7 separate regions of the Mus musculus genome follow, and all the other regions are linked to region 7. Evidence: chromatin loops called from intact Hi-C (ENCODE). Cell type or tissue: heart. All regions are shown on one strand. Region 1 holds the start of Eri2 (exoribonuclease 2). Region 2 overlaps Dnah3 (dynein, axonemal, heavy chain 3). Region 3 holds the start of Uqcrc2 (ubiquinol cytochrome c reductase core protein 2). Region 4 has its middle 3.5 kb from the start of Tmem159. Region 5 overlaps Tmem159 (transmembrane protein 159). Region 6 overlaps Thumpd1 (THUMP domain containing 1). Region 7 holds the start of Dcun1d3 (DCN1, defective in cullin neddylation 1, domain containing 3 (S. cerevisiae)).

What was found. A loop is a pair of places that touch in the nucleus more often than their neighbours do. Peaks named below come from ENCODE experiments on the same cell type or tissue, not always from the same donor. Only the 100,000 strongest peaks of a DNase experiment are listed, where the experiment ranks them.
Region 1: it touches region 7 in a loop (2.7-fold over the local background); 4 of 42 quality-filtered maps call a loop at or near these places.
Region 2: it touches region 7 in a loop (2.3-fold over the local background); 2 of 42 quality-filtered maps call a loop at or near these places.
Region 3: a loop joins it to region 7, with 3 times the contacts of the local background. A loop is called at or near these places in 3 of 42 quality-filtered maps.
Region 4: it touches region 7 in a loop (2.2-fold over the local background); 5 of 42 quality-filtered maps call a loop at or near these places.
Region 5: a loop joins it to region 7, with 2.4 times the contacts of the local background. A loop is called at or near these places in 5 of 42 quality-filtered maps.
Region 6: a loop joins it to region 7, with 4 times the contacts of the local background. A loop is called at or near these places in 4 of 42 quality-filtered maps.

Annotation. Positions count from the first base shown.
Region 1 is chr7:119,791,665-119,795,664 of GRCm38, forward strand. It overlaps Eri2 (exoribonuclease 2), which reads right to left and starts at 2,394. Exons shown (of 9, transcript NM_027698.5): 1 at 2,254-2,394; 2 at 767-834; 3 at 601-684. The coding sequence starts at 2,276. It overlaps Rexo5 (RNA exonuclease 5), which reads left to right and starts at 2,458. Exons shown (of 20, transcript NM_001370778.1): 1 at 2,458-2,547; 2 at 2,712-2,838. The coding sequence starts at 2,716. In heart, no CTCF peak of the experiment used is centred here; a DNase peak (open chromatin) is centred at 2,367; H3K4me3 peaks cover 2,480 bases; H3K27ac peaks cover 1,473 bases.
Region 2 is chr7:119,959,691-119,963,690 of GRCm38, forward strand. Dnah3 (dynein, axonemal, heavy chain 3) reads right to left here. Exons shown (of 61, transcript NM_001370806.1): 50 at 2,445-2,627. Among named protein-coding and RNA genes, the nearest start is that of Lyrm1, 66 kb to the left of the region's middle. In heart, no CTCF peak of the experiment used is centred here; a DNase peak (open chromatin) is centred at 1,621.
Region 3 is chr7:120,632,792-120,636,791 of GRCm38, forward strand. It overlaps Uqcrc2 (ubiquinol cytochrome c reductase core protein 2), which reads left to right and starts at 2,398. Exons shown (of 14, transcript NM_025899.2): 1 at 2,398-2,531. The coding sequence starts at 2,499. In heart, a CTCF peak has its summit at 2,341; a DNase peak (open chromatin) is centred at 2,400; H3K4me3 peaks cover 2,688 bases; H3K27ac peaks cover 2,054 bases.
Region 4 is chr7:120,096,932-120,100,931 of GRCm38, forward strand. No RefSeq gene overlaps it. Among named protein-coding and RNA genes, the nearest start is that of Tmem159, 3.5 kb to the right of the region's middle. In heart, CTCF peaks have their summits at 1,065 and 1,652 (motif pointing right); DNase peaks (open chromatin) are centred at 1,110 and 1,690.
Region 5 is chr7:120,103,367-120,107,366 of GRCm38, forward strand. Tmem159 (transmembrane protein 159) reads left to right here. Exons shown (of 5, transcript NM_145586.1): 2 at 1,264-1,463. The coding sequence starts at 1,368. Among named protein-coding and RNA genes, the nearest start is that of Tmem159, 2.9 kb to the left of the region's middle. In heart, a CTCF peak has its summit at 1,807 (motif pointing left); no DNase peak of the experiment used is centred here; H3K4me3 peaks cover 302 bases.
Region 6 is chr7:119,718,570-119,722,569 of GRCm38, forward strand. Thumpd1 (THUMP domain containing 1) reads right to left here. Exons shown (of 5, transcript NM_145585.3): 2 at 1,942-2,335; 3 at 558-732. The coding sequence starts at 2,172. Among named protein-coding and RNA genes, the nearest start is that of Thumpd1, 3.0 kb to the right of the region's middle. In heart, a CTCF peak has its summit at 2,276; DNase peaks (open chromatin) are centred at 1,862 and 2,222; H3K4me3 peaks cover 1,724 bases; H3K27ac peaks cover 1,580 bases.
Region 7 is chr7:119,893,398-119,897,397 of GRCm38, forward strand. Dcun1d3 (DCN1, defective in cullin neddylation 1, domain containing 3 (S. cerevisiae)) reads right to left here and starts at 2,348. Exons shown (of 3, transcript NM_001163703.1): 1 at 2,161-2,348. Lyrm1 (LYR motif containing 1) reads left to right here and starts at 2,464. Exons shown (of 4, transcript NM_001285959.1): 1 at 2,464-2,493. In heart, no CTCF peak of the experiment used is centred here; DNase peaks (open chromatin) are centred at 2,424 and 2,794; H3K4me3 peaks cover 2,557 bases; H3K27ac peaks cover 2,146 bases.

The DNA of each region.
Region 1 (4,000 bases), 100 kb before region 7:
TCACCAAAAGATGAAGAACTGTATTAAGGGGTCACAGCATTAGGAAGGTTGAGAACCACTGATCGAGATTAAGCTGGTTTCAAATTTATAGAGATCCACCTGTCTCTGCCTCTTGAGTGCTGGGATTAAGGGTGTGTTGCACCATACCAGGTCTGAATATGTGAATTATCCTGAACATACACTGCTTTCATAATAGCATCATTAAAAAATCAATTCCCTTAAAAGCTTATTCCAATACCCAAAGCAGTGAGAAGCAAAGTTATAATAAAGCTGTGCCATGGAATAAGTCAGAATATCAAAAGTATGCCCATTTTGTTTTACAATTAAACATGAACACAGCATGAATTAAAATATACTTTACTATTGAAAAGCCTTTTTTTTTCCAGTTGTATCTAATCAAAGTTTTAAATGTAATCTTAAAACAACTAGCTACTTTGGATAATCACATTCAGGTATTTGGTATTTTATTCTTTTGTAGGTCAGAGTTTTTATATTAAACTACGAGCTTACAGCATTGTTTTCTTATTGGCTGGCTTATATCTAGGATGTTTAAGAAGACTCCTAGAGCACTAGCTTTGGCCACTGGCCATCCACACTCACTTATTTCAGGGCTACTGTGGTGCTTCCCATCATTCCAGCAGGTAGACTCAAAGTCAACGACAATTAAGTAGGCATACAACTGTTCTGCAAAAGACCACAGTGTTCTTAGGTTCCGACGATGTTCCAAGGGCAAGGCTTCAAACTGTAACGTAAGCGTGGGACTTACTCAATCTGCTCCCTCCTGGATTTCCACTTGCTGGTGTAACTGACTTTCTCCTAATTAATCCAAGCCGCCTAAAAATGCAAGACACAGGAAGATCAATAAACTCATTTACACTGCAGTTAGAATATGATATTAAAGTAATAGCCCCAAACAGATGGCAAAATCATCTCTAATGTACGGTAAGTGGAGCTGGGTGTGAGGGCCCCACACCTGGAGGCTCAGCAGTCAGCAGGCCACGGCCAAACTGAACTGAGGGACAGCTTACAGCACACAGCAGGACCCTGCCTCAAACAACAGCTGCATACTGACTGAAGGAAAGGAGGGCTAGACTTTAAAAGTCCTAGGTCCTTGTGCGAATGGCCATCCTCTCTTGAGTTTAGTGTCCATTTTACCTGAGCGGGCTTCACAAACACTACTCTTACCTGTTCACGTTTTATAGTAGTACCGAGGAATTGACTATAAAGATGTATTTTTCAAGCCTTTGCTATGTACCAAGGGGATGATGCCTGTGCTTAAACTCTAAAAATGGAGGGGAGAAAGATTACCAGAGTACTACTGAAAGGTAATCTATGATTAAAAACAAAAACAAAAACAAAACAAACAAACCTCCCAACAGCAATACACTGCAGTCCAAAGAAGGGAAGATCCCAAATGATGACGAATACAACTTTAAGTAGACAGACACCTGGAATAGTTATTTTGGCTATTTGAAAAAGACAAGACGTGAGGCCAATGTAGGGATTTGGAATGAAAAACTAACATTTACTAGTCACTTCTTCAGCAAATATTTAATTAGGATGGTGACTTCTTTTAAACAATTCTAGGTGGTAGACATGTCTGCAACCTGTATTTTATGCAAGAGAAAAGTAAATGATTTGCCTAAAGATGGCCATAGTATGTTAACCTTTGACAGGACTTTTCACGCTTGAATCCTATGCTATTCATTAATACATCAGATAGGGGTTTTGTTTTGAATCTGGTTTTGTTGTTGTTTTGAGACAGTCTCACTATTTAGCCATCGCCTGCTTGAACATCACCATGAGGACCAGGCTGGCCTCCAACTTTCCATGCTGGTATTGTAGGTCCATTCCACTATGCCTGGTAAGTTTGATACTGTGTCCACAATCTCAACAAATGTGTACAACGCATCCAAAAATCTGTGCACAGCATATTCCCCCCCACCCCCCCCCAAAAAACCTGAGAGAGTCTGTGGTAATTCTGACAATAAAACTGGACTAGGCAGGTCACTTGGGCGCAGTGGCACCTGCCTGAGAACAGTGTGCAGAGCTGTCACGTTCCAGGTCCCAGGGGTCTAGAATGAACAGACCTGATAGAGCATGCCACGGTAGGGAGGACCCGGGGTTTCTCGGGCTCCTCCAACTTGTCGCGAATGGCGACGTGGGGCCCGAGAAGACCAGGGCCCTTTTCAGATCCAGACCAAACGACTGCGGATGAACACCGCCCACCCTAAGGGGAACCCCCTAACGTACCGCGCCAGTCTCTTGGTCGCCATCCCCGGACCCTGGGTTTCGCAGAGTTCAACGGCCGGAAGTCGGACGCCCCCACTTCCGGTCTGTTTAAACGCCGGCGCGGCAAGGGAAGCGGGCGCTTGTAGAGCGGCGGCGGCCGTCGCCAGCGGTTTGTGGGCGTTGCATAGGGGGCGGTTCGGGACCCGGGGGCGTGGACAGAGGCTTGAGGACCGGGAGCCCCTCGCTCTGCGCACGACGCGCCTCAGGGAGCGCTTTAAACTTCGCGACGGCTTAAATTGAGGAAAGGAGGCGTAGGTCTGTGGCCTTTTTTGCGAGGGCCAAGAGTGGTAAACTGGTTTGAGCCGCTTCAAGAGACAAACCAACCGTCACTCCTGTCTAGCGCTTTGCTGGAGAGAGGCCGCGACACGGTTTCCTGGTCGCCGCGGGGTCCTCAGCTCCAGCTGATCTTTCCCCTACAGCCTGATGGAGCAAGAGAAGGAGGAGGCGAACTCCAGGAAGAGGAAGGAGGCCCCGAACTCCTCGGCCTCGGCTACAGAGCGGGATGGACCTCCTTCGCATATTCAGGACCGCGAGCCACAAGCCAAGGTGAGCAGAGGAGAGAGCCCAGCAGGCTGGCCCGAAGTCACTTGTGGCTGGGAGTCACTTTCGCCAGCACCCGAAGGGTCCCTGCCGAAGGGTAAGGGCTCACCCACTGACCTCACTCAACTCTGCTCCCTTGGTTGTACCACCTCGTCCAGGCTCTCTCCATAGTTTAAAACTGACTTAGTGTCTGGTACACAGAATATTCATTTAACAAACATTTATTAAGATCCGTATAACAAAATATTTCAGGAATATCCATGCACACCTAAACAGGATTCTCTTGTTTTTATACAATATTTATGAAGAAGTAAAAATGAATGGTCATTTTGATGGGGAATTTATCCTGGGGAAATGATTAGATGGAGGAATGATACCAGTAATAAGAATGTTTGCCCTAGTATTTGTATTTTTAAATGTTTCATCGAAAAGAGAATTTTAAATATAAAATTTTCATTACATATTTAAAAATGCACTTAGCCTGAACCATTTTCTCATGTTAAAGTTGTGGTTATATAACTGACTGATAGGGAAAAATATAGATTAGGGTGGGGATGGTTAGAAAGCAGATGGATGTTTGTAAAGTCCCCTGGGTTGGAAACGGTAGTCCAGAGATTAAAAAGCTTGATCTTCGGAGGCTGCATTCCCGCTGTGGCTTTTAAACCTCTTTCTTCATTTCTTTGTTGTAAAATGGGAGTATGGTGATCCCCACTTAAAAGTTCTAAGAAATGATGTAGTACAAAGAAATTTCTCAAAACTGTGTGGCTAAGAGTCAGCAGTGTGGCTCAGTAATAGAGGACTTGCCTTGCATGTGCCCAGAATTCAGTCCCTAGAACAGAAACTCAAAAAAGTGGTTAATAGTAAATACCTAACCTTAGCTCAAGGCCATTGTATAAGTTAGGGTCTCTATTGCTGTGATAAAACACCATGACCTCATAACCAAAATCATCTTGTCTAGGGATGGGTTTATCTCAGCTCTCATAGCCAGATCACAGTCCTATTCACAATTCTTCACTAGAATTCAGGTCAAGAGCCAGGAGGCAGTAACTGATACAGAGGCCAGGAAGGGAGGAGGACTGCCTACCACTTTGCTCCTCAGGACTTGCTCAGTCTTCCTTCTTTCTTTCTTCCTTCCTTTCTTTCTTTCTTTCTTTCTTTCTTTCTTTCT
Region 2 (4,000 bases), 66 kb after region 7:
CCACTGAAACCTAAGGTGGCGGTTTATTGCCCAGGGCGTGGTGAGAAGTCTCTGTCAGTTCCTCATAAATCCCATGGCATTGCTCATCTACCTCCTGACATAGCAGATTTGCTTCTTCCCCTGACATTCCAGAGCACAATCCTGCCTGGGCTGTTCCCTTCCTGATGGTTCCTATACTTGGTGAGAAGCTAGGCTAGCACACTGAGTAGAGATGAAGAAGAACAGCTGTTTCAGAGAACCACCAATGTGGACCTCTAGCCACACACCTTTACGTACTCTCTACTCATTTGTGTATTTACTTATTTATCTGTCTGAGTATTTTCCTGTATGTATATATGTATACCACATATATGCCCGGTGCCTGGGAAGACTCGGAAAGGGTGTCAGACTCCCCTGGAATTAAAGTTGCTGACTCATGTAAGCCTTCATGTGGGTCCTGTGCCAGAGCTACTAGTGCTTTTAGACACTGAGAAATCTCTCCAGCCCACGTGGTTTTTTGTTTTCTATTTTCCTCAGTAATCTTAATCTGTTGATGCAGAAACCGAGGCTAGGGAGGAGCAGAGTTGGTCGTGCACTTTGGCTGCCTGGTTATAGAACAGAATTATAAATGAGCTGTAAAGTCACACACATCCAGGGGCCAGGGCACTGAGGCAAGAACAGGAACTGAACTGGATGGAGCTGGGGAGGCTAGAACTCAAAAGGTCGGCAGCTTCTTACTCCTGAGAATGGGCACAACCCAAGAAAGCAGAGCCCATGTCGCTAGAGTCCTAATTATTTTTTCTCCCTAAGGAAAAGCAAAAGTTTCAGAATTTTTACTTGAAATGACTTGCATTTTAAAGGTTAACTATTTCTGACTTCAAATGAAACATCCCTGAGTGTGGTTGTGATGCACACACTTACGGTCCTAGCACTCAGGAGGCTGAGGCAGGAGGCTCATGAGCTCAAGGTCAGTCTGGGATACCTAGCAAGTCCCTGCCTCAAAATGAGTCAATAGAATCTTCTCTGCATCCCAGGACACATGTGGTCCCCAGCTGCCAGTCTGCAACGTCTGGATTCATGGTCAAGTGCCATGGTTTGTGGGTCAAAGAGCTCTTGGTCTGAATCATGCCACTTGGTGGTCATGCAACTTTGGAAACATCTTGTGTCACGATTTCCTCATATGTCAAGTGGGAATAATTCGGTATGATGTGTATTGTAGTGTACGTAGGATTCAAGAGAATGAGCACCAGAGAATATAATCTCCACGAGGAAAAGGATTTTATTTATCTTATTCATTCCTACTTTCCTTGACAAAAAAAAAAAAAAAATGAGCCAGCCCATAGTAGGTGTTTAATAAATAGTTGTTAAATGTGATGAGTGTCTAGTATAATCATTTTACCATAGAATGACAAATTGCCACTAGAATCTGGTTCCTGGCACCTGGAAGTGGCTATATTTTATGGTTTCTATTTTGTCTTCTTTCTGAGCCACTAAGACCGCAAGTGAACCAACTTTCACAATCCAGGACATGGTGTTCATTGTGAATTCTGAGAACAGGGAGGGATCAGACCCTCTGAAAAACATCTGCCAGAGGTCAGGTCTCAGGATTCACTGGAGAGATGCCAATTGGAAGCCCTGTACTTTTCAAGAAAATGACTCATGACCTATTTAGGACAGATGCCAGACACAGGCTGCCTCTTGCTCAAACTCAGGCTTGAAAACGGCTGAAGGGATTCCCTAAGGGATTCCCTAATTCCTTAAGGCACATGGACAAATGCCTTAGGCAGGTGTCCTGTGCTTTGTCATATAGTCCTGTCAATGACCTACACAGCTCTGTGAGGCCATTTCCTCCTGACCCCAGTGCTAGCAACTCTCAGATATTGACATCTGTCATTCATTAGGTGCCTGTGACCCTCAAATGGAATCCCTTACAGAGAGTGCTGAGACCTGTGTAATTGTCACGTAAAATGCTAATAAGGCTATCTTCTGCTATCTGAATGTGTGGTGATCCCTTCTCAGAACATGGCCAGAAGCACCTACAAATGTGGCCCTCTAGGTTCAATATTCTGCCATCCTAAAAATATTTGTTCCATACCTACACACATGTGTTAGGGACAACTGGACAAAAACGTGACAGAGGTGAAGTAGACGGCATGGGGATATCGATAGGCAAAGAGAACAGCCAGTGCAAAGGCCCCGGGGAAGGAATAACCAGAAGGTTATTGTAGCCAGGGCACAGTGAATGAGGGGAAAAGTTAACAGATGAGATTATGCTGAGTCCCAGTTTTGACTCAGAGTGGGATAGAGAAGAGATGGCCCAAGAGCCTTCTTCACTAACTCCTAATTGGTGATTTGGAAAACTCACTCGCCCTTCCTGAATCTCCTTTGTCTCATCTGCAAGGTGGGCACAGTCACATACGTTTAGCAGTGTTGGCTCCCTGTGCACCTCTCGCCTGGTCACATACCTTGATCGCCTGAGAGATGGCAGCAGCAGCATTAGCCTCCTTCTCATCTGCCTGCACCAGAAGTTTCTTGGCATCAGCTTCTTTTGTCTCCAGCTCAATTTTCACCATCATCATCGCTGTATCCTCAGAGGTTTGGATGAGCTGAGGCTGAAGGGCAGTGAGCTCTACCTGCATGACAGCCACCTAGCGTGGAAGAGGGGACAGGAGAGACATGAGATCAGCACTGTCAGTGCTAAAAATGAAAAGTTGAGAAAAGCAGACTTGGCTCTGTAATACAGGACAGATGTAGACAGAAAGGATGGCTGGTTTTGGCATGTCACTGGGCATAGACGTGTTGGCTGGTATTTATGCCCCCAGTCTTTCAATACTTAGTTACTGATTCCACACTGAGTGTTGCAGTTTCAAGAGCAGTGCAAAGCACAGGCACTCAATGGCAAGCAAAAAACGTTAACGACATGGTTTCTTCCCTCATTAGGTTTCTATGCGAGTGTCTGGTACAGGGAGAGAGAGACCAAGTCATAAAACCATTAAAAGCCGTGTGTGTGTGTGTGTGTGTGTGTGTGTGTGTGTGTGTGTGTGTGTGTGTGTGTGTAAGTGCTCACTTGCATTGGGAGGTTAGAGGTTGATGTTAGCATGGTGCAGACATCCTCTGACTCTGCCCCCTACCTGCTGGGATTATAGGTGGGCTGTTATGCCCACCTGGCATTTATTTGAGCTCTGAGAATCTGAACTTTTGTTCTTACCCTTTTGTGGCAAGTGTTTTACCCCTGGTCCATTTCCATAGCCCCTGGGTTCTAAAGCTACTTTTAATTTGATTCAATGCAAGCAAGTGTGCTTTTACACACACACACACACACACACACATACACACACACACACACACACACACACACACACACACACACGAGGGTGGGGGGAGGGAGGAGAGATCCCAGGCTAGCCTTCAACTCACAGACTCTTAAGACTCTTAAGCATTTTTCCCCCTTCCCCGACTCTTAAGCTCTTAACTCCAGCCCCAGTTTCTAAGAGTCTTGAGGTTACAGGTGGGTTCTCACAAGTGCTGCAGAAGGAATATTTGTCTCCCAATGTATATGTTGAAGTTTAATTCAGAGATAATGATATTTGGCAATGGGACCTTTGGAAGTCATTAGGGTTAAATGAGGTTATGAGAGTGGAAACCTCAAGATGGGATAAATATCCTTAGTAAGAGGAAAAAACAGATCTGCCCTTTCTTTTTTTTTTTTTTTTCCATTTTTTATTAGGTATTTAACTCATTTACATTTCCAATGCTATACCAAAAGTCCCCCATATCCACCCACCCCCACTCCCCTGCCCACCCACTCCCCCTTTTTGGCCCTGGTATTCCCCTGTACTGGGGCATATAAAGTTTGCAAGTCCAATGGGCCTCTCTTTCCAGTGATGGCCGACTAGGCCATCTTTTGATTTATATGCAGCTAGAGTCAAGGGATCTGCAACCCTATAGGTGGAACAACATTATGAGCTAACCAGATCTGCCCTTTCTACCATGTAAAAACTCATCAAGGTCTTATCTGGGC
Region 3 (4,000 bases), 740 kb after region 7:
CTTGTAGCAGATATCATGAAGTCTGCCACATTTGAACAGACAATTTCCCAATTAGGCTATATGGGTCAGTTTCCTGTACAGATGATGTTATAAGCTAAGAATAAAGGGGCCTTAATAAACAGGTATAAAGGTATGTGCTGGCCTGAACTGTGGCATGTTGAGGTTCCAATGACTAGAGAGAATCCTCAGGGTACAACGAATTTCGGGGCAGTGATTGCATTCATTTAACATTTTTAAGCTGCCAAGAAGCACTTAAAGAACTGTTCTAAGTCCTCAGTCATCGGGGAAATGCAAATCAAAATGACCATGAGATCCCACCTTACACCAATCCTAATGGCTAAGATCAAAATTTCAGGTGAATGTTGGTGAGGATGTGGAGAGAGAGAAACACTCCACCATTGCTGGTGGGATTGTAGACTGGTACAACGACTCAGAAATCAATCTGAAGGTTCCTCAGAAAACTGGAAACAGATTTACCTAAAGACCCAGCTATACCACTCTTGGGCATATATCCAAAAGATTCCCTGCCATGCCACAGGGGCACTTGTTCCACTATGTTCATAGCATCCGTATTTGTGATAGCCAGAAGCTGGAAACAACTGAGATGTCCCATGACAGAATGGATACAGGAAATGTGGTTCATTTACACAATGGAATACTACTCGGATATTAAGAATGAGGACAATCCTGAGTTTTGCAGGCTAATGGATGAAACTAGAAAGTATGATCCTGAGTGAGGTAACTGAGACCCAAAAGGACATGCATGGTATGTATTCTCTAATAAGTGGATATTAGCCAAAAAAGTACAAAATACCCAGAATACAGAACTCAAGAAGGTTAACAAGCCAAAGACCCAAGTCCTCAATCCCACTTGGGGGGGAGGGGTAGAAAGCATTAGGAGGGGGTGGGCAGAAGGAGGGACCTGGGTGGGAGAGGGGACAGGGAGAGGAAAAGGGGAACATGATCAGGTATTGGGGTAAGGGAGAATCAGGAGTGAAGCTCTGAGAGCCAGCAGAAAAGAATAGAAACCACCCCCCTCAGATGGGGGGACCCTCAGAGACCTGGGAAGTGAAAGACTCTCAGAACTCAAAGGGAGGGACCTTAAATGAAATGCCCAACAGTGGGGAAAGGGAACTTATAGAGTCCACCTCCAGTAGAAAAGCAGGACATCAAGTGGAGGGATGGGGTTGCCATCCCACAATCAAAAACTCTGACCCAGATCGTCCCTGTCTAAAAGAACTGCAGGGACAAAAATGGAGAACAGACTGAAGGAAAAGAGGTTCAGTGGCAGGCCCAAATTTGGATCCAGCTCAAGGGGAGGCTCCAAGGACTGACACTACCCTCAGAGAGGCCCAACAAGCAGCTGACTGAGACAGAAGCAGATAGTTACACCCAACCATTAGACTGAAGTCGGAGACCCCTGCGGTTGAATTAGGGGAAAGACTGGAAGAAGCTGAGGAGGAGGAGGGCAACCCCATAGCAAGACCAACAACAGTCTCAATTAACCTGAACCCCTGAGTTCTCTCAGACACAGAGCCACCAACCAGGCAGCATACATGAGCTAGTCCGAGGTCCCAACATATATACAGCAGAGGACTACCTGGTCTGGCCTCAGTGGGAGAAGAGGCACCTAACTTGAGAAACGAGGCCCCAGGGAGTACTGAGGCCTGGCGGGGGCATCCTCTTAGAGAAGGGGTAGGAGGAATGGGATGAGGAACTGTGGGAGGGGCGGACCGGGAATCTGGCAACGACTGGACTGTAAAAAAAATAAAAGTAACCAAAAACATTTTTAAGCAGCTATGCGGCTTCATGAAAGCAGTGGTTCCCGAATTAGTCTCAATCATAGTGTAACACACGAATGATTTGTGCCATATGTCTGTATCACCAACAGTTAAACATTTTTAAGTACAATAGAAGACTATATTAAGTCCCTGATTATACACACACGCGCAAATTTGCGCGAGAAAATTTCACGAGATTGAGTCCTTGCTGGTGACGATCTCCTTGCGGCAAGGAGACCTACAAGTGTGTCGATCTGTTCGACGAGACATTCGTCCTGCCAGTTTCTGTGAACTCGGTCACCAAGTTCGCGGTACCGGGAAGACTACAGTAAAAGTGGCGAGGGACGACCTCCGAGGAACAGGGAGTGCCGACGACTCCCGGACTTGCGAGGACTCACGGGCAGGCCCAAGACGGCTGGGGTGACTGTGACGGCTGCAGACGCAGCTGGGATTACAGGCTGCATGTCTTTTGCAGAAAAAGAACTCAGAAAGGATAACCTACAAAAGCTGCAATCTAGTCCGGGAGACCTCTAGCCTCTCCCCAGGAGCTGGGCTCGTCCCGCCTACCGGAGCAGTAGAGCACTGCATGCGTAGAGGGCCGCCGGTACAAGGGGGCGTGGGCAAGCTCGCAGTGCACACCGGGAAACTCGGTCCTCCGACCCCATCTTGCTTTGCTGTCTGCAGCGGTGACCGTGGGAAAGGGCAACTGCTAGAGCCATGAAGCTCCTCAGCAGGGCCGGGTCCTTCTCGGTGAGCATGGGACGTGCGTGGGGCAGGGCTGGGGACGCTTGTCGGCCACTCAGGAGCTGGGTGCGGAGTGTGCGGCCTTGGCCTCAGGCCTGGGTCTGCCCTTCAGGTAAACCCCGCGGAGAAGGGGGCTGCCAGCGAGCCGAGGCCTGGGAGGCTCGGCGGGTCCTGTGAGCAGCCGAGAGCTAACGCGGGGAAAGCGGAAGAGGAGGGTGGCCTGGAGAGTGGCGGAGAAGCGGCTCTCGGGAGATTCCTGAAGGTCACTCGAGAAGCAGGTAGGGTGTAGGCCAACGCCACCCGGGCCGCCTGCTTCCCCTACCTACGACCTCTGCCCCTGGGTTGATCCCGAGGCGTCGGTTTCCCCAATGCGTGCGAGTTTATTAAATTCACAAACGCGGTGCGCTGCTTATCTCAGTGCCGGCACCTTCGTTCCTGTCAGTACTCAGTCCCCGCATTCCTTAAGATGCTCGTTTTCTCGGGGTCCCATTTAAAGGCTTCCTCCAGGAGGGGCTCTTGATCTTTCTTCAAGACTAGCCCTAAAATATGTAGTTGTCACTTGCGGTGAGGAGAGGAGTACCTCATGTGTGTCAGCACGTTATCACGCTGGAATCGTGGTTTTCAAGAGATGAGAATGGGAGCATTTAAACTTCAACAAGGGCTAATTTGCCCCTACTAGCCGGTCACATGCGGAGCTTTTTATTCGTAACCACCTGTTGAGAGAGTGCTTCTAGCATCTAGAGGTCAGCGGTGCAGCTAGACATCCAACCATACAACAGCAGCCCCTACAGCACAGTTACAACGCGGAAATGCCAGGAGTGTCTGTGTTGAGAGACGACTAGACAGTGATACACCAGGCCTGGGCATAGTGTTTCCTTGTGCTTTATACTTACATATATGTGTTGTACAAATTTAGGCTGCAGTTGTATTCCTTGTGCCTAGACAGACCAATTGCTAGCAGTCCTTAGAGAGCAGGACTTTCCATGTGTTATTAAAACAAAGTAGAAATTGTATCTAAGTCTTTCCTGAAAGGAACCCAAAAGAAGCAGGAGATTTTAAACTTCACTACCCAAAAGCACAGAAGTGGAAGTGTGGATTATTCATATGTGGACTGTTACACTTGGATGTTACAGGAATTACATCTTGGGCACAGCTAAAAATTCACAGCTAAAAATCACAAGTGGCTGCATATACCTTATCCAGCAAACTAAAATGAAAATGACACAGTTAATTATATTCATAATTTACAAGCAGGACTGAAGGGATAAAGTAGTAATTCCATGAACAGGTGAAAACCAGCAGCCAGATTAGCCCAGCACTGACTGAGTGTTCAGCATACAGCAGTCTGGGCAGTGCCGAGTAGGAGCATTATAGAACTTTACAGGTACACTTGACAACATGTTTAGTGGATCTTAGCATCATGAAAGTGTATTTGCTTGCATGTCCATTAGTAATCCTGTGAACCCTAGACATAA
Region 4 (4,000 bases), 200 kb after region 7:
AGGGTCTGGGATGTGGCTCGCATGTAGTAGAACACTTGCCTAGCACATACAAGGTCTGGCTTTGCTGCTCAGCACATAAATAAATTGTACAGGATCAGCCCTTTGTGTCAGTGAGCTGCACAGACTTGCATCCATGTGTGTGAAGGGTAGAGAGAAGCATGGGGCTAATGAGCCCATGGGCTCCTGGGTAAGGAGTCAGGCTCTTGTCTGAAATATTGTAATGTGCTTTCAACACTAGCTGTGTTCAAAGATATTAAAACCAGACCTTCTGTTCACTGATGGATGTGATCTGCGGGTGTTCGTGCCCACCACATGAGAGGAGAGGTCAGCTGGATTTAGGTCATGTTCCCGCTCTGGCTATTAACAGTTAAAGTGAATGCATTGCTGAAGACATCCCACCCCCCACCCCCAATTTCTTATTCTTCATAGCCAAGTGCTCAGGATAGATCTCAGAGGGGTGAAAAAATTGCTTAACTAGAACAAGTATGTTAGGTCCATTGGGGCTAGTATGACCGCTACAGGCTGATGACTTATTAAAAAAGAAAACCAACAACAAGAAACATTTCTTATAATTCAAAAGGCTGGAAGTCTGAAGTCTGGGTGTCAGCATGGTGAAATTCCGGCAGGGAGTCTAGACAGCTAGCTTTTTGTTGTGTTCTTTCCTAGTACCCTAGTAGAAAGAGGTAAAGTTCTCGCTCCTCTCCTTCCTTTTCTTCTCCTCTCCGCTCTTCCCCTTATAAGGCATTGATCTTATTCATAAGGGCTTGCTTCATCTCCTTGACTTATTGACCTCGAAAAGGTCCCCACCCCACCACCTAGTACCATCACATCAGGGGATGAAGGGATAAAAATATTCAGTCCACTGCTGTAAGAAGCTGTGGAAAGGCCTAGGAGACGCTTCCCATGGGTTTATTTTATAAATCCTTCGAATGTTCCTCAAGAGTCAAGTTCTTGATGCTACAGAGGTGCTAGTAGATTCCCCACCCCCAAGAGGAGAAATGGAAGCAGAGGCAGCGACTCTCCAGGAGAAGCACAACAAAGATGCACGGGGAGGAGGATTAGAGGATCAAAGAGCTGTCCCTAGGTGGCACCCTTGAGCTGAAATCCCAGAGACGCCTCAATATTCCACAGCTTGGTCTAAGGAAAACAAACCCATCCCCAGCTCCCTGGGTGAGGACTGTGTGGTACTGCAGCTACCGAAAGTGTAAAGCCAGACGAGAGTGCCTGAAACTAAAAACTTCAGGGACACGCCCTTGACTACTCATGGTCCACTGTGTGCTTCATTTCCCCTTTCTGATGTCAGTGGAATTGGAGTGAAATTCCTTAAACTTCTTACCACCCCCATCAGTCATCTCCAAGCTCATTTTTTTTTTTTTTGTTACCAGCTTAATTATTTCTTGGAACATAAGGTGGCTGAAGTAACATCAATTTCTCCTAGTGATAGGGATTAGATACACAACCCAAGGGTATGCCAGGAAAACAACCTACCACCATCTCCCAACCTCCTGGAATGTATCTGTAAAGCATTTATTAATTTATTTATCTATTCGTTTATTTATTTACTTACTTACTTACTTACTTACTTAATGCGTATGTGTGTTTTGTTGGTACGTGTTTTTTCACCACATGCATAGAGTGCCCACTGCGGCCAGGAGAGGGCGCCAGATTCCTTGGAACCGGAGTCACAGTTAGGGTTATGGCCTGCTTTGTGAATACTGAGTATGGAAGCTCGGTCCTCTGGGAGAGCAAGCAGGGCTCTTAACCGCTGAGCTACCTTCCTACCCTTCCTTCTCCTCCCATGAAATGTTTTTGAGTCCCTATTATGTGCTTGATAGGTACGCAGTTCTTTAAAGGTATCTTTTCTGTTGTCTTCAGTAAAACCCCCATGGTTTCTCTTTTTTACCCAGAGTTACTCTTCAGGATGCAATGGGTACAGGGCCTTTGGGTGAAAAGAACCTGAGAACTTGTGATGGTTTGTATATTCTTGGACCAGGGAGTAGCACCATTTGGAGCTATGGCCTTGTTGGAATAGTGTGTCACTGTGGATGTGGGCTTAAGACCCTCACCCTAGTTGCCTGGAAGTCAGTCTTCCACTAGCAGCCTTTGGATGAAGACATAGAACTCTCAGCTCTGCCTGAGCCATACCTGCCTGGATGCTGCCATGCTCCCACCTTGATGATAATGTACTGAACCTCTGAACCTGTAAGCCAGCCCCAATTAAATGTTTTTTTATAAGACTTGCCTTGGTCATGGTGTCTGTTCACAGCAGTAAAACCCTGACTAATACAGAAGTTGGTACCAGGGACTGGGGTATTGCTGTGCCTGACCATGCTTTTATTTGAAAGAATGTGGATTTTGGGACTTTGGATTTGGAAAGCAGTGAAATCCTTCAAATGGGGCTTAATGGGTCATCCTAGTAGGAATATGGAAGACTTTGTTGATGGGAGTGATTTGACCTGTGTTGACCTGGCCCAAGAGATTTCAAAGGAGAAGAATTTCAGAATGTGGCATAAAGACTGTTTTTGTGAAATTTTTGGTGAAGAATGTGGCTACTTTTTGCCCTTGTCTGAGAAGTCAGCCTGAGGCTGAGGTGAAGAGACTCAGATTAATTGCATTGACAAACGAAGTTTTTAAAAAAGCCCAGCTTTGTTCTCTGGCTAATTAATAGGAAGAGAAGTTTGAACAATCACAGCAAGCTTAGAAAGGAAAAATATAAAATATATGGTTCGAATATTAAAGGGGTGCCAGGAAGTGAAATAGAACAAAATCTTGTGTTCTAGGAGATAACAGATTAAGGGAGTGGGACTTTGGGGCAAGATCCTACCCAGCTAAATTTAGATCCATCATGGTGGTACACACCTTTAATCCCAGGAGACAGGAATGCTGATCTCTGCATTCAAGGTCAATCTACAGAGCAAGAACCAGGATAGCCAAGCTTAGGCAGTGAAGGATTTAGAAAACATAAAGCTAGTGATAATGTAATAGTACAAGGGGATCATGTTCTAGTTCCTGTAAGCAGAAGACCTCAGCAGCTTCAGCCATGTGGCTCTGGCTCTAGAGTTAAGAATGGAAGGAACTACTGGGACAATTGATGCTGGTCAGCTGGAGCTAAGAAATTAGCAATGATTAAGAAGAGACCGGCATCACTGAGGTGAAATCTTCTGAGAATTGTTTTCTGGGAGCACAAAGAAGCTGTGTTCCAGAGATAGCCAAGGTTGTATCTTGTGCTGCGGCTGGACTTGGTAATGTGTTAGAGTCACTTAGGTGGTACTGGTTTTGAAGGCATGAAGGTGTCAGGAAGAAGAGCTGAAGCTCAGCACTGTGAGAGGTCATGGAAGGCCATTGGAGAAGGTGTAGCCTCAGCTGTAGTTGATGGCCCAGGACTGAAGGGGTCATGCAAAGGATTTGAGGTTTGACACCATGAAGAGAGCCTATGAGAGGCTATTGGGGAAGCCTAGTTGGAGTGGAACACCCCAGTGTATTGGAGATGTCAGTACCATGGGATGATCACCAAGAACAGCAGATGTAGTGGAGTGGATCAACCTGAGCTTAGAGTGCTACAGAGGGCAGAGCTAGAGAAGTGATGCCAGCCCTTAGGAGGAGCCCAAAAGATCAAGTGGAATCCCAGACACTGAAGCAAGAAGCTGTAACATTGAAATTGCCTTGGAAACTCAAAAATGTTAAAGATGCCAGAGACATGGGATACATGCTGAGGAAAGCTGCTAACAGGGAGTGGAACCAGCCCAGAAAAAAGCAGTTTGTTTTTTTTTTTGTTTTTGTTTTTTTTGTTTTTGTTTTTGTTTTTTTTTTTTTTTTTTGCAGACAACAAAGAGGAAAAAGGAGTGGAGATCTGAAGATTGCTTTGACATCAGCCATGGAGATGCAGAGTTTGGAGTTTGCCCAGCTGGTTTCCTGTCTTTCTTTGGAGATTACAGTTAAGTGATTGGATGAATCTCAGAAGAGACCTTGAACTTTGAACTTTTAACATGAGTCTGCTATA
Region 5 (4,000 bases), 210 kb after region 7:
GTGATGCTGCTCTGAAGAGGACCCTAGAAGGAGTAGATGGTCAGAAAATTGGTGGCTAGGTAGATGAGTGTGCCTGACTGCGGTCCTCCTCCGCATTCTTCCTACCCTAGCTTTCAGCAGACTCCCCAGACCGGTTCCGTGGCATTTGCATGTTTCCCAGGCCAAAGACGAGTTGTAATGGTGTATTTTGACTTGTAGCCCGCTGTAGAAATGTGATTAGGTAAACTGAAGCCTGGGGCCATCTAAATTCAGCACTAACTCGGAGCTGCTGCTTTAACAACATAAATAATGGTGCTGACGTTGGTTCTCCCCTGACCAAGGGGAGAGAATCTTTAGCTGGTGTGATGGAGGTGTGCATACTAGGCTCTGTAGTGTAGACACTGGTAAGGTGTGTTTGCACATAATGGGCAAGTGGTATATTCAGTCATTTGGGGCACTGTGATAGAATCTACTGAGCGCAGGTTTATAAGAACACTAGGTTAGCTGCAAGGAGATCCTATGCTTTCCAACCCAGAAAGGTGTTCTAGGAGACATGAAATAAGAATAATATATTAATATAGAATAATATTTTTATTTGAAAACTCAGCCGGGGTTAAAAGCATATCTAATTTGATTCATTGCCATAATGAAAAATGCATAAACGACGTGAGAAAGGGACTGTCTTATACATTCCAGGCTGTTGTTGAATCACAGAAAATAATTGTGCCAAGGCCTCGGGGACAGGTCTTGTTAGTGAAGACCTCACCACACATAAATAAAGTGTGGCATTGTACAAGGTTCTTGGGAGCCAAAGAAAGAAGAAAAAGCACCCCAAGCCCCTGTTGTCAGAGCAAAGGAAGCCTGGAGTGGTAGGGTAGCGAGAAGGGGGAGGGGTGAGATTGAATAGTACAGTACAATCAGTTTTCTTGTTTGGCATAAGTTCTCGGAGAATAGCCTTTCTGGATCTTTTTCTACACCGTGTGTGTGTGTGTATAAAACAGTGAAGTGTTCATAATAAATAATAAATGGATTTAGCTTTTTCCTCCTATCTTGCTGGTCTTTTTATGTAACAAACAGGAATATGATATACATCCTATGAGTATTTTTCACATATCTATCTTATTTAGGTTCATAAAAAATAAATTGCTGGGTCAAAGTATGTGCAGCTTAAATTGATAAATATTGTCAAATTATATTCATCTGCATGCCTGCTGTTAATGTATTGGGGATGGTCCGAGCTCCTTGGAGATTGCTAATAATTATTTTTTTTTTTGTTTCCTTCAGCGATAGCAAGAGACGGGGGGACATGAGAGATTGGGCTACGTACTACAGTAATGCATTTCCTGGTAGAGAGTTTACTCTAGAGTGAGACTGACAGACATTTCAAGATGGCCAAAGAAGAGCCCCCGAGTGTCTCCAGAGACTTACAGGAGCTGCAAAGGAAGCTGGGTTTGCTGTTAGAGTCTTTCCTGAATAACTCAAAGGTCAGTGCCCAATGCCACATATAATGGGAAACCCTGAAAACACTGGTCTGAACAAGATTGGACACTGTTTCTTTCTCAAATAGAAATCTACAATAAGTCAGGAATCTTCCTCCTAGTACCCTACTATGTCTGAGTGTGACCTTCATATCCATGTTCATTGTGGCTGCTAGAGCATCAGCCGTCATAGTGACATTCAGGGCAGTAGGACAGCAGGTGAATGGGAAGGAAGATTGTTTTCAAGACACCTCCAAATTAAGGAAGATTCCTGGAAGTCACCGAGAATCACAGACCACTAGTTACATCCCATATGGTGCAGAATTTGGTTGGATAGTGGCCCCTTGTGGTCACTGCCATTCTTTGGCTGGATCTAAAGAAGCTATTCTTAGTCTATACAGCAGACACTATTCTTTTCTTTGAAATGCTTGACTCATTTGTTCCCCTAAGCAAAGAAGCCAGCCAGTGCCTCATTTACGGTCTGAGTTTTGTGTTCCACTAGAACTCCATCATCCAGCAGCAATGATTCTTGAGCCATGGGTGCACTCACATTTTCTGGTACCCAACCCGAACTGCAAAGAAGCAATGGGTTAATTTTAAGAATATATTTTAGTTAATATACCAAAAATTGTATCATTTCAGCATGCCATCATTATAAAAATTAATGGAAAAGAGAATATTTCACACTCCTTTTTGTACTAACTCTGAAATCTAGACTGTTATTTACCTTCACAGGATTATTGTGATGCAAACTAGCCATGGTTTTTTTGTTTTGTTTTGTTTTTTGTTTTTTGGTATCCTGTCACAGATCAGTGCGGTGGGATTTGAGATGCTCAGTTTCTTTGTGTATGGATCTTTATTGTTTTCTGTATGCCTTTCAGCATGTAAACAGAATGCTAGGGCTGGGAAGATGGTCCAACTGGTGAAGCTCTTGTCTGTTAATCGTGAGATTACAAGTTTGAATTCCCAGCATCCACACACAGATGGCCATATGAGAACATCTCCCTAATCCCAGGGTCCCTATGGCAAAGTGGGAGGTTGAGACAGCAGGATCCTGGGAAGCTCGTGACTAGGTATCCTGTCTTATTCAGTGCTAGAACAACAACCCATGGAGACCCTGTTTCAGAGGGTCAGGTGAAAGGCAAGGGCTAGCCCCTGAGGTTGTCCTCTGACCTCCACATGTGCACCATTGCATATATGTGCACTCACATACATGAAAGCACACGTGTGCACTTATACAGTATATGCATATTCACAAAAAGATTGTTAAAAAGTAAACAGTAGGGGGCTGGAGAGATGGCTCAGTGGTTAAGAGCACTGACTGCTCTTCCAGAGGTCCTGAGTTCAAATCCCAGCAGCCACATGGTGGCTCACAACCATCCGTAACGAGATCTGGAGCCCTCTTCTGGAGTGTCTGAAGACAGCTACAGTGTATTTACATATAATAAATAAATAAATCTTTAAAAAAAAAAAAGGTAAACAGTACCAGCTAGCTAATACTATTACCATTTTGTTGTATATCTTCTAGACGTCTATGCCATGTGCACATAAAAGTATGTCTGCATCTAAAGTGATGGGAACTGTTTTGTGATTTTCTTTCCCTATTGGACACCATAGTTTTACCAGCTTCTATAAAACACACACTTTACCATCTAAAGCCATATGCTTCACAGAGGCCTTCTTTGGACTTGCTTCAGAATGCAATTGGCATACTGCCAGTTTACCAGGCTATTTTTAAGATGGACAAGCAGCTTTCTAGTTAGTTGGCTGAGACTTCTTGGATGTGTTAGTTCAGTAAGAAAGGTCCTCGTGGCCTTTGCACATTTATAGTTCATTCTCATGACTTGTGGGAAATCACCATTGACACTGGCTTAGCAAGTACTTAGCAAATCACGATTCTGCAGGAAACAAGGAACTCAGGTCCTGCAAGTTTCTAGTCCCAGTGTTTTTGTAATCAGATCAGTGCATGTCCTTATTTTATGCATATTTCTGGAAAGATGCATTAATGTATATATTTTCTGTTGATTGTTGACATTGAACTTAGGTCTAGCACGAGGCTAATTTGTGTCTTGAGCAAACATGCATGCATTTTCTTCATAAGGATCAGTAACAAAAAGACACTGCTGCTGCTGCTGCTGCTGCTGCTGGTGGTGGATATTTTAAATTGCTAAGCAGAAATTAAGAATGTGAACTTTGGGCTGGAGAGATGGCTCAGATAGTTAAGAACACTGACTGCTCTTCCAGAGGTCCTGAGTTCAATTCCCAGCGACCACATGGTGGCTCATAACCGTCTGAAATGGGATCTGATGCCCTCTTCTGTGTGTCTGAAGACAGTGACATTGTACTCATATACATTCAATAAATTAATCTTAAAACTAAAACAAACAAACAAACAAACAAACAAACAAACAAAAAGGAATGAGAACATTGTGGCATTAAATAGGCCACTATGCTGTAATTTGGCTCCTCAGTATCCCAGAAAGGATGAGACCAAGGGTGAAGTTGAGGAGAGACGGTACAGTCTTCTAGGATGGGGCCTCTTA
Region 6 (4,000 bases), 170 kb before region 7:
CAGCACACAGAGCACCGTGTGACACGGTGATTCACTGGCTACTTCCCAACTAACACATCTGCCCAAGACAACAGTGCTAATATTTCCAAATTAGTGACCACATTTGAAAGTCAAAGGAATTCTATTTCCAGGTTTTAAGTGGATCAGGCCCTCTATTCCTAAATGGTAACTACCTGGAACTAAGTAGCAGCTGCTCTTTTGAGACAGAATACACGCTTTCACTCTGCCTTGAGTTACTAAAGGAAGGATGCAGCACAGCCAGGTCCCTACCCTTACCCAATGCTCACCACCCTCCACCACTCTACATTGTTAGGAAACTAAAATGGCACCCCTTCCACAGTGTGGAGTAAGAAGCAAATTCCCTGAGTGTGGTATGTGTCATCTGAAAACCTTTCCAAAACCTTCGGAAACTGATATACTGTTGATGGAATGTGGAAACGTTCCACAGAATAATTAACAGCTATACCTGGGGAGCCGTTGTCTAGGCAGCATCTGCTAAGACAGAAATGCCCAGATACTATGGGATTGATGATCTTAGGGCTGTCAGTCAGACATACCTATCCCAAGCGTCCTGATGAAGACTACATTATTCGCTCCACTCTCCACTGACTGGAATCTTCTCAGCCTCTTCTCTGTAGAAGCCTTAATGTCACCAACTTCTTTCTTCAAGGCAGCCTCTGCATCATCGTCTTCTCCCTCACTTCCAGAGGGCTGCTGGTCCTTGTCTATAAACTGTTTATATAAAAACCAACAGGCAAAAATTACAGAACACCTCATGTTCAAATGCTGTAATTAACTACTTATGTGAAACCCCCAGTGGCAGAGGTCTCAATGTTGACAAATAAATTTCTTTATTAGATTAATAAAATACAACTTCCAAAATGTACATTAAGAAATAAATTCCCCGGGCTGGTGAGATGGCTCAGTGGGTAAGAGCACCCGACTGCTCTTCCGAAGGTCCGAAATTCAAATCCCAGCAACCACATGGTGGCTCACAACCACCCGTAATGAGATCTGATGCCCTCTTCTGGTGTGTCTGAAGACAGCTACAGTGTACTTACATATAATAGATAGATAAATAAATAAATAAATTAATTCCCTGTGTGTGGTATGTGTCATCTGAAAATGCTTTCAGACCCATCTGGATAGTGGCAGGCAGGCAATGTGGCTGTGATAGGATTAGAACCAAATGTATGAGAGAACTAAATAAAATCCCTTACTCCCACTATAAGAAAGAGAGCACACAAAGCAGTGGCCGGTGCTTGCAATCCCTACACCTGGGGAGCTGAGGCCAACCTGAGGTAGCCAGCAAAGTCTTCTGTCAAAAACAAAAGGGGCTCCACAAAAAGGGAACTTGCACGAGGCACCAGCATAGACAGGGTCCTGTCCTACCAAGGTCATTTTCAATCAGGTAATAAAAATAATTGTGTACACTGAAGGAGCCTTTACAAATTCCTATTCTGCCCCCCTCCTCTCTAGTAGTGGGGCCTGCTACACTATCTTTCTCCACACTTCAGAGTGTGCAGGTGTATCCGGGATCTAAGCCAAATAATATTGGGGCTGCCAAACCGCCATAGGATGAGATCTGAAATGTATTTTCAAGGGCACTTGGAAAATAGCATCCCTTTCACTATCTCAGATCTTAGCTTGTAGCAACTTCGCACTGACGCGAGAGGTACACATCCGAACGGGTTTTAGCACACTCCCTGGTCCACAGAAGGCAATCGAGACGTGGGAGTCACTGTCGTTAGTGATGTCAAGAAAGCCTAAAGAGCCAGCCCGGAGGCCCACGCCCACCAGGCACATGACCGCAATAGTAGCCACTTTAGGGGCGGGAAGGTAAGCGGGGTCATTCAAGCACTGTACTGGCGCTTTGAAGCAACTGCCGCCTCCGCACCCCAGAAGAGCCCACGGGCGGCTCGCTCTCCCCAAGGCTCGTACCTTTTCCGGCCCGTACATGTCGTCGCCGTACTCGTTGAGCAGGCTGTAGGCCTCCTCCACGCACTTGCGCTCGTTCATGTTGCAGGTGATGAGGATGCCCTGCAGGCCGGGCTCCAGCTGCCGCGGGCCGCCTGCGTCACCGCGTCGGGCCCGCTTGGCCGGCAGGAACTGGGATTTGCCTTTGCGCTTTCCGGCAACAGGCTGAGGGGACTGCTGGGCGGTGGTCGCCATGCTTCCTACTATCCACGTTCCTTGGCGTCTTCGTCTGCGCGGACGCGGGGTGATTGCGTCACACGTACGCGACAGTTTGCCCAAGCGGTCCTGCACGCCGCCTTCCGGTGGCTCCGGTGCCGCCCAGTCCTCGCATAAAGTGACAACAGCTTCCAAGTGGGCTCTGGACGTAAACGTAGATTTTGAACTCCAGCAGAGTGTAAAACGTGCTCACAAAGAAATGGTTTATTTACCCGTTCATATTTGTTTGTTTTAAAGTTAAGGTTTATCGTGCTAGTCGCTGTTTAAAGAACGGAGGTCGTGCCATCAGCAGAACATGACATTTATTGTCCTTATTAGGTTTCTCAGGAGTCACTGGAGTCTACCATATTACCATGAGGAACAGAAGGGACTCAGTGAAGGCAGACCCTGGCACCGTGAGAGCATTAAACACTAAGTTGTAAAATGTGTCTATATTAATACTAGAGCTACTGTATTCATCTCTTTCTCCTTGCCTCTGTTAGACACGGATGTCCTAACATGTGAGAGTGACCAATTGGTAAGATGTTCTGCATACCCCTGGTTTTGACAGGAACGTTACATTTCTTGCTTCTGAACAAAACGATTGAGACAAAAGCAGTTTTGTTCCAAAAAGATTATCTCATCCACACACACACACAATGTGTGATGGATTGTAGAAGTAACTCAAGAATTTAAAAAAAACCTCTTTCTGGACCAACAAGCCAACTCAGCTGGAAAAAGCATTTGCTCCCAAGTCTGAAGATCCCAGGACCCCACATGGTGAAAAGAGGGAAGCCAACTTGGCAACTGTCCTCTAACAGCCAGGTGTGCTCATATACACACATATACATGGGCTTAAACACTCTGAAACATCCTGGTTTAGGGATGCAGTTTAGCCCCTGTGTCCCTGATCCATCAGTATCACCCTGAGTACATTTTGTCATCTGTTTACATCCTTACTGAGATGGACATTTGAACATGCACTAGGCTCCCAAGTCTGTGCTGTTGTCCCTGACTGGTTGGTTCTTGCTGCCTAATTCAAATAAAGATCATGCTTTGCTGGACCCTTGTGCCTGCTTGGGTGGTTTGGATTTTAGAACCCTAACACACATGACAGTAGGGTTAATTGGAGAAGTGATGTTCCTGATTAGGAAAAGAAAGGCTGATGTCAGTGCCCAGTGGAAAGGTGGCCCAGACAACCCTGGGTTGATGGGAATGCCCGGGAACCATGAAAGGTGCTCTCTTTTGGTTTACCTACAAACTTCATCCAAGTAATAGGGGAGAAGAAAAGATAACCGTTTAAGAAAAATAGGGCCAGGTGTGGTGGCGCACAGCTTTAATCCCAGTACTCGGGAGGCAGAGGCAGGCATATTTCTGAGTTCAAGGCCAGCCTGGTCTACAAAGTGAGTTCCAGGACACCCAGGGCTATACAGAGAAACCCTGTCTCAAAAAAAAAAAAAAAAAAAAACCAAAAAGAAAAGAGAAAAAAAGAAGAAGAAGAAAAGAAAACAAAAGAAAAGGAAGATAGAGTGTGACATACCTACCTGGATCTTAGTATAGCTTAGATAGTATAGTATAGATCTTAGATAGAGAATAGAATAGATAGATCTCAGCTAGTGTTTTATAGTAATTAAGTGGAAAGCCTAACACCCTGGTCCCCACATAGGAAAACTGAAGCCTAGAACTTGGAATTTCAGAGAAAACTAAGAATAAACTCAGTCCATCACAGGAAACCAACTGGTTGCATTAGTTATGTTGTCATTTTCTGTTACTGACCCAAGAAACTCCAGATAACCAGCTTAACATAAGACAAGATTTGTTTCAGCTC
Region 7 (4,000 bases):
TAACTAATAAGCCCCAACTCTACTCTTCTGACCCTATTTCTTTCAACTTTTTACTCCCTAAATCTACACCCCACCCCCACTCTCTTGTCCCTAGAACTTGCCAAGTTCATTCCAGTGAGTTTCTGCACAAGCTGTTCCCTAAACCTCCAAGAGTTCTCCCTTCATCTCTGCATGGCTGGCTCCTTTTCGTTTAAAGTTCTGTTTAAGCAGGAAGGTCTCCCTCCATTGCGTTCCAGGCACACACTCTAGCCTATCACTCATTTTTCTCCAGCATTCAATCAAGATCAGATTTGCTGACAATCAAAATCAGATTTGCTGATTTATCATTTCTGTCCTCACCTCCCACTCTGATAAACTCCTTGAGAGAGGACCCTTTTTGCTTGTGTTCACCTTTGTACACTCACTGTCTGAAACACTGGCTAGCACTTTAATAGCAGTTTGAATGAATTTTGGACTTGTCATTGAATGACAAACTAGGTTCCAAATGAATTAAAGTGAGACAGCTAGCAGTAACTCTTCTGCTATATTTCTGTAATAAACATCATTACTTGTACAATCAAGGCGTCAAGTCTTCTGTTTTATCGGGCCCTGATAAATGCGATGGGACTCTCTTCCCACCATCAGAACATCTGCTATGATAAGCCTAGTGATACTGCACAACAAATTCAGTTAAAGAGCAACACGTTTGCACTTTCTAGTCAAAGGACCCCTAAAATCTCGCACTCTTTCTTAACGCATAAAGTTTCTTAAAAGACAGTTCCATAATTAACAGAGAATTTCTTCTTTTAAAATGTATCAACACCAAAACAAGATTCATTAACACTTCACTCTGGAATCTCTGACAGCCTAGAAGAGGCACTACTTACTCATGATGGGGTGTTTGTTTGTTTGTTTGTTTTTTAAACAATATGAGAGAGTTCTTTCCAATCAGTCTTTCTTTTTTTTCAGACATTTCTATACCCATTATGCACTGTGTTTTGCTAAAAGCATAAGCACATATCACACTGTCTCTTCTACGACCACCTATACACAAGGCATCGGCTAAATAAGATAAAAAAATCAAGCTGATTGTAAGACATACAAATCGAGACAGGCATAAAAGAGCTATTGTCCAACTGTAGAAACAAAAACAGTAATATAGGGTTTTCTGTTCTCTGAAGTGCATCATGAAGTGTGGGTGGAGAGAAACACAGAAATCCAGAATTAGCCTAACATCAAATCATTTTTGGAAAGAGTTGACAACATGTAAATTCCTCACATATAAAGTATTTAGAGCGAGAGACCTTGATTCCTGGGCTATGAAGCCACTTATGATGCCTTGGAAGAGCTCTGGAATTCTAGTATTCATAAAAGAAAATGTTCATTATAATCGGGAGCCAGGCGGCGTTGTGAGGTACTCCCCAATGTGACACAGACCATAACTGAAGTACTACAAAGCTTGCAGTTAGGAGCTGGGATAGAGGCTGAACACCAAATTCAAAAGAGGTAGCTGAGGTACTAAGTGCCACAAAGGGGAGAGGGTGTCCACGACTGCCACTTAACCACAGAGAATTAAAGTATGAAACAGAGGTGTGTATGAGGGGAGATAAGAGATGGGGATGGAAAAAACAATACATTTGTCATCCCGTCCCACTTCCTAAACAGGATATAGGCAAACCCTCCAGCCCCATTACCTCAGGCACAGATGGTTATCGTTTATAGCAAAGGTGCACTGAAAGGCCTTCAGGTCTGAGCCCCTTAATTCCAGAGCTGTTAACGATTACAGAAAAGGATGGGGGTGGGGAGAAAAATCAGGGAGGGAGCTGCAGATTCACCCACCACCTCCCCCTTGGGCTCCTACCTCACGGCTCTTACCCTGGACTTTCAGCTCAGAGTCTGCAGACCCTCCCCGGGGATCTACAGCCCCAGGTCCCCAGGCCCGGGATTGAGGGGTGCTGGCGATGGACAGGCAGGGACAGTAGGTAAGTTTTCGGAGCCTTGCGCTTGACAAGCCACAGGCTCCCCTCACAGCCTCTTCTTCCAGAGGGACCAGTCCAGACAAGGCGCTGATATGCACTCCTCCCTTTCCACCACCACCCCCTTTCTCGAAGGAACCGAACCCCCGCCCCTTCATCTCTCAACGCTCCCCCCTTTTCCTCAACTCCCCCCCTCCAAACTCACAGCTGCTCCAGAGGTTCCTCCAGTCAAACCCTTTCTGGAAACGACGGCGGCCCGGCGGGTCCAAACTACCTACCATCCCCGCTTGCGTTTCCAGGCTCCCTACCCCCGCCGCCGCCGCCTTTTCTGCCACCGCGGCCGCCGCCTCCTCCTCATCTGCAGCCCACCGGCGGCGGCCGCCCCGAAGCCCCGCCCCCTCCATTGCCTCCTGCATCATCACTTCCGGTAACCCCGCCGGCCGCTGGCTCGAGGAGGGAGAGAATGGGAGAGGGGCGGGGACAGGAACGAGGAGGGTGACGTCACGACGTACGCGAGGACGTCCGAAGCCGTCTCCAAGTAAGGGCAAGGCGGGGAGCGGCGGAGGGTGGGCTAGGAGCTGGGCCAGGCCATTTTCTGACTAGAAATGGGGCAAGGGGATAACGAAAGGGTGAAAGGGAAGGCTGGAGGAGAGGGAGGTTAGCTCAGTTGTTGAGTGCGGCGGGGAGTCGGCTAAATCTGGAAGTTTCAGGAGGTTTGAGACGACCTCTAACCTGGGCCTCATGCTAACACAGCGGTCCGCCCGGTGGTTTGGCCCGGCCTGGCCTACTGGACCTGCTGGATACAGCCCGGTGTGGCCAAGGCTCGGCAGAGCTCCTGGCACCGCCTCTTCCCAGCCGGCTCCTGTGGGTGGGGAAAAGCAGGAGTGACGCTGAGTGAGTGTAAGGATGGAGACGCCGGCTCCAGTCGCGGGGGACTGGGGAAAGGGGTTGGCTTCCCAGGGCCAGGGATGAGATGCCGGTGTGGGGTTGCTAGGAGACGCGCCTGTATGACCCCAGCCTCGCGAGGGCGACTGGTGTCATCGCTGCTGGCCTCGGGAGACCTGCCTAAGGGAACTGGCACGTGGGAGAGATCCTGCCTGGGACCCTTCAGACTTTTCGATTATAAATGGAAGGCGACGGGGCAGTTGTAGGAGGCTGGAGAGGTGCTGGCCTTGAGAAAGGCCACCCAAACGATCCCGGATGTAGGAATCAGACTTCAGGTGATGATGAAGGCTAGTTTCATTACTAAGATGAGCAAATGACAAAATGAAGGAAGTCTTGTTTCTGAACTTTTCATTAATAAGTAAATGAATGCAGAGAATAGCAGCTGCCCCAGAAGCTGAATGGTGTGGTGAGAAGGCCTCTTCCAGGTTTAAGAGGAAAAGAGAATGGGAGAAGGAACTGCCTTGTGGGTAACATTTTAAACAAAAGGCAGACGAGAAAGAAGTCTTGGAGTTGCAGAAATAGCAAGGTTTTGGCCTTTGTATTACTTCCCTGAAGTGTAATGAATGACCAAACCTTAATTTACATTTAAAAAAATTGCTGCTGGATAAAAGAAGGTAGTTAAAGGGCTGTTGCTAAGGCCATGAGAGATGACAGTGGTGGAAACATGGAAATTAAGAGAATTGATTCATAATGTATTTGGGAGCTTGAGCATTCCAGACTGAATGCTGAACTGGATACGAAATGTATGGGAGAATGTGAAACCAAAGATGTTTCTCTAGAGAAAACAGTTTGGGAAGGAATCTCCTATGCTCTCTGGAACGTATGTCCAGAGTCATTTTACAGCCCATGAAGATGTCCAGAAATGAGACGGACAAGCTGGAAGACAAGTCATGGTTGGAGATAATAAATGTGGGGTTTATTCCTAGACCCTGGAATAGGTAGTAGATGAGAAAGAGCCCCAAATTCTTTAGATCTCACATTTAGAGACCACCAAGAAGGGTACAAGCCAGTAGGAAGCTCAATAAGAACACCTCAAAAATAAGGAGTCCCCCTTAATATCGTTAAACAATAGTATCCACCCTCACAATCAGTGAGAGTCA